2 separate regions of the Homo sapiens genome follow, and region 2 is linked to region 1. Evidence: chromatin loops called from intact Hi-C (ENCODE). Cell type or tissue: psoas muscle. All regions are shown on one strand. Region 1 has its middle 30 kb from the start of LINC01548. Region 2 has its middle 34 kb from the start of TMEM50B.

Region 1 (2,500 bases):
ATGGAACAAGACACTAGAGTTGGATTGACCCTTTGGGGAAGGAGAAGTTACGATATGACATCTAAACCGCAAGGAAGATGCCAGAAAAAGAAAGAATAATATATTGTGTAAGCAAGCAATTTCTTAATTTTAAACGTGTTTTTATATTCAGGTGAAATTGTTTTATTCAAGGTTGAATGACTACTAAGTTGCAGCTAATCAGAAGTTGAGAAAGAAATGCTTGGCAGTTGGAATCCAGTTTTTGCACATAATCAGAACCAGTACTGTCAGTTTCATGGCGTCTCAAAAGCTAAGACTGAGAAGGAAAAAGGGAACAGAGCCGGCCTTGTCACACCACAGACGGGAGCAGAAGTGCAGAACTGTCCCCATGGCATGTGTTCAAAAGAGTATCGTGTAGCAAACCCTAACCACAGCAGCAGTGGCTGAGCTAATCCTGGCTGGATCCCAGTAAGGCCCTTCTCGAGTCCCAGCAATGACGATGGTAGATTAGCAATCTCTTCTCAATGTGTCAATATCATCTATGTTTCTACCCTGCTAGCCTCCTCTTTTCCTTCTTTCTACCCCACCCTCAATTAACCATGCCTCCTCTTACAATTTCTAGTCTGCAAGAGACTAGGACAATAGAGAATCAAAAACTAGGGTAGAAACACAGAGGCTGCTGTGGTTAGCGCTTGCTGCGTGATAGATAGGTTTGGTTTTGTAGCAATAACACAAGGCGGAAAGTGATAGAAAATTCAACATTCTAACTGCAATTCACCAAATCTTATCTCCAGACTTGCGGTGTTTATAGTTTCAGCAACACAACCTGACTGCCAGGAGGAGAGTGAGGATAATAGCATGAATCCGACTGACAAGGAATATGTCTTGGAGAGCCGTGAACCATACCAGGAAGAGATTTTTTGCTTATAAGAGCATATTTGTTTGTGGGCTCTTTCCAGGAGCAATAGACTAAGTTGAAGATGTTTTATAAAAAGATAGTTTTATAGAACAGATATTAGGAAACTATTTTTTTATGATGACACACGGATCTTCAGCCTTGAGACTGTATCTTCCAGCCTGGTTGATCCTTCTGCACTGGTTGGTACACAGTCACTTCCCTGAATGTCCCCATCTCAATCCTCCCCACACTACCCTGTCCACTGAGTCCCACCCCAGGACCATCCCCAGCCCAGCCTCACAGTCCAGCATCCACAGGGTTAATGGCAGACACAGTAGAGAGCCGCAACAGTTGCTAAATATTGTCAATATCAACCCTGATTACAGGCGATCGATTCTACAAAGAACTCTACAAAGATTCTACATTCTTTATTCTATATAGATTCTGTAAAAGAAGAATCTAAGCACTTTGTTCTGCACCGTCCAAACATGAGTCATTGTTTTCAGGGCATCATTTGGCTTTTAACACAAAGACCCAGCAGAGGGAGCCGTTTCCTAACATGAAAGGAGCTATAGGCCCTGCTAAGACAGCAACTGTTATTAGTATTATTCCACTAGAGCTGCCATAGAGGGGTGACGTCAACAACAGAAATGTATTTTCTCACAGTTCTGGAGACTGGAAGTCTGAAATCAAGGTGTCAGCAGAATTGGTTCCTTCTGAGATCTCTCTTCTTGGCTCATAGATGGCGGATTTCTGAGTCTTCACATGGTCACCCCTCTGTGTCTGTGTCCTAATCTCCTCTTCCTATTAGGACATCAGTTATATCAGATTAAAGCCCCCTCTCCCCATGACCTCGTTTTACCTTAATTACCTTCCTAAAGGCCCTTTCTCCAAATGCAGCCACATTCTGAGAGGTACTGGGGGATAGGACTTCAACATATAGATATTTGGGCTTCAATATATATATATATATGAATCCTATCCCCCAGAGGCACTGAGGGATAAGACTTCTATATATAGTAGCCTTTCAAACATGTATACATTTCAAAATGTTTTTCTGTTGTTTTCTATAGGTTAGATTGCCCATTGTGTTGACTCCCATAATAAGTCAATGGTTTAAAGTCTTTGTCCTACCACCACATTGGCACACATCCATGGTGTGCTCAGATGGGAAGAAATTCAGACCTGAGTCCCTGCCTTCAGCAGATCCTGCAAGTTCACATATCTAGATATAGAAGGAAGTCTTGAAGATAGACACATGCAGGGTGGCTGGCAGCCATCTGCAGAGGCCACCAAATGGAGAATGGCAAATGTTAAGGACAAGATAGTGGAGCCATTCCAGACATCTTTGAAACCAGTCTTATAGACTCTCCTCCCTCTGATTCCCCCCTCTCCTGTCCCAACTTTACACACCCAAGGCCTGGCAGTTCTGCTGATTGGCTAGCCTGGATTTGCACAGAGAACAACTCACTGGACCAGATGTGCTTCATCAACCCCACGGTTAGACAATAGCATTCTGACTACAGTGGCGCATCCTCAGCCTCCCCAGGCAAACAGATTCTTGTCCCATACATCCCTTACTTACAGCCTTGGAGCTGGGATGATGGCGGTTACCCTTATCAT
Region 2 (2,500 bases), 250 kb after region 1:
TGAGCTCAGGAGCTCCAGACCAATCTGGGCAACATGGTGAAACCGTGTCTCTACAAAAAATACAATTAGCCAGGCATGGTGGCGTGCGTCTGTAGTCCAAGCTACTCAGGAGACTGAGGAGAGAGGATCTCTTGAGCCTAGGAGGCAGAGGTTGCAGTGAGCCGAGCTCACACCACTGCACTCCAGCCTGGGTGACAGAGCCAGACCCTGTCTCAAAAAAAAAAAAGGTTAATTTCTAAACTCACAACTTCCATGGTGGGAGGGAAGTACACTGATCACACTGAATAATGTTTTTGGCACCAGGAGTAGAAACTGTTGGAGCACAGACCTGTACTATAGTCCCAGCTACTCGGGAGGCTGAGGCTGGAGGGTCACTTGAGCTCAAGAGTTCCAGGTCGAAGTGTGCAATGTTCATGCCTGTGAAAGCCACTGTACTCCAGCCTGGGTAAAATAGTGAGACTCCATCTCTTTACAAAAAAAAAAAAAAAAAGAAAGAAAAAGAAACAAAAGAAACTGCTGGCTGGGTGCAGTGGTTCATACCTGTAATCCCAGCACTTTAGGAGGCTGAGGTAGGCAGATCCTTTGAGCCCAGGAGTTCGAGACCAGCCTGGGTAACATGGTGAAACCCCATCTCTACAAAACATTAACAATTAGCCAGGATGTAGTGGCATGCACCTGAGCTACTTGGAAGGCTGAGGTGGGAGGATCGCTTGAGCCTGGGAGGTGGAGGGTGACAGAGTGAGACCCAGTCTCAAAAAAAAAAAAAAAAAACCAGAAACTGCTGCTGGAAAAGAGCACAATTTACATCCTTTTTGGAGAGCTCTCTGGTTTTATGTCTAGACCTCTGGGGTGGGGAAGAGGTCAACATGCTCCCCAAATCAAAGACCCAGCACTCTCTACACTGGCATAATCCATGAGGGTCTAGGCAGCCTGTCCTGCCATACTTACTCAAAGAAATTTAAAATATCCTATCTGCCACAGCTGAAAGAATTGAAGAGGCATTTACTGCTATCCAAAACCCTAAGTAAAATTACTTAAGCTGTGATAAAAGTGCTACAAAAAAATGCTCTGGCAGGCTCTAAACTTGGAAGTCTTGTTTTTCTTAGCATGGCATGCCACCTTGTGGCAAAAAGCTAAAAAGTCATCAGATGAGAAAGGAAACATCCCTTCAAAAGTCATCATAAGAAATGCCGGGCACGGCGCCTGTAATTCCCTGCACTTTGGGAGGCCAAGGCTGGCGGATCGCTTGAGGTTAGAAGTTCGAGACCAGCCTGGCCAACATGGCAAAACCCCATCTCTACTAAAAATACAAAAACAATTAGCCAGGCGTGGTGGCATGTGCCTACAATCCCAGTTACTTGGGAGGCCAAGGCACGAGAATGGCTTGAACCCAGGAGGCTGAGGCTGCAGTGAGCCACTGCACTCCAGCCTGGATGACAGAGTGAGACTCTGTCTCAAAAAAAAAAGGAAAAAAAAAGCCTACTTGTGTGAATCACTTATTATTTCCAGGAACTTTGTTAAGCATTTCCTCAGATTAATTCTCAAACATACTTACAGACAGGGAAACAGTCTTGCAGTCAAATAGCTAATAAATGGCAGTGCCAGAATAAGGGAATAAGGGAGAAGTAAACCAACCTAAACTTAAATCCATAGGCCTCCGAGAATCCCAGCGCCCAAACCACAACTGTCTAGTAACAACGCAATTGGAAGAATTCTTCCTACTGTGCCCTCCTGCCACCATTTTTATTCCCCATAATCAGGCTGGCCACAGGCTTTTCCCAAAGCCAGCCATGCCCACACCTAAACATTTTCCTCTCCTTTTGTTAATTCCCTGTGTTCTATCTATTCTAAAGCCACCATAGCAGCACTTTCCCCAAATTACATTTTTCTTTTATTTTTTTTATTTTTTATTTTTTATTTTTTTTTGAGACAGTCTTGCTCTGTTGCCCACACTGGAGTACAGTGGCTTGATCTGAGCTCACTGCAGCCTCTGCCTCCTGGGCTCAAGCAATTCTCCTGCCTCAGCATCCCAAGTAGCTGGGATTACAGGCATGTACCACCATACTTGGCTAATTTTTTGTATTTTTAGTAGAGATGGGTTTCACTATGTTGGCCAGGCTGATCTCGAACTCCTGACCTCAAGTAATCTGCCCGCCTCGGACTCCCAAAGTACTGGGAGTACAGGCGAGAGCCGCTGTGCCTGGCCCCAAATTACATTTTTCAACATGTTCCAGGAGATAAATTTCCAAGTCTCAGTAATAGAAAACACCATATAATTGACACCCTCCTCCTAAAGACATACAATACACACACACACACACACACAAAAAAAAAAAAAAAAAAAAAAACCTCTAAGAAAGAAAAGAACTTTACAGAATTTTAAAAAGGTGTTTTGGAGCCTAGTGTGGTGATTTGCACCTCTAGTCCCAGCTACTCAGGAGGCTGAGGCAGGAGGATCACTTGAGCTCAGGAATTCAAGACCAGCCTGGGCAACATAGCA

The links. Hi-C counts contacts between places; a loop is a spot of excess contacts. Peaks named below come from ENCODE experiments on the same cell type or tissue, not always from the same donor. Only the 100,000 strongest peaks of a DNase experiment are listed, where the experiment ranks them.
Region 2: it touches region 1 in a loop (5-fold over the local background); 99 of 110 quality-filtered maps call a loop at or near these places.

Annotation. Positions count from the first base shown.
Region 1 is chr21:33,198,537-33,201,036 of GRCh38, forward strand. No RefSeq gene overlaps it. Among named protein-coding and RNA genes, the nearest start is that of LINC01548, 30 kb to the left of the region's middle. In psoas muscle, a CTCF peak has its summit at 1,416 (motif pointing right); DNase peaks (open chromatin) are centred at 395 and 1,415; H3K27ac peaks cover 1,200 bases.
Region 2 is chr21:33,444,331-33,446,830 of GRCh38, forward strand. It overlaps a transcript of TMEM50B not described here. Among named protein-coding and RNA genes, the nearest start is that of TMEM50B, 34 kb to the right of the region's middle. In psoas muscle, a CTCF peak has its summit at 1,152 (motif pointing left); a DNase peak (open chromatin) is centred at 1,211.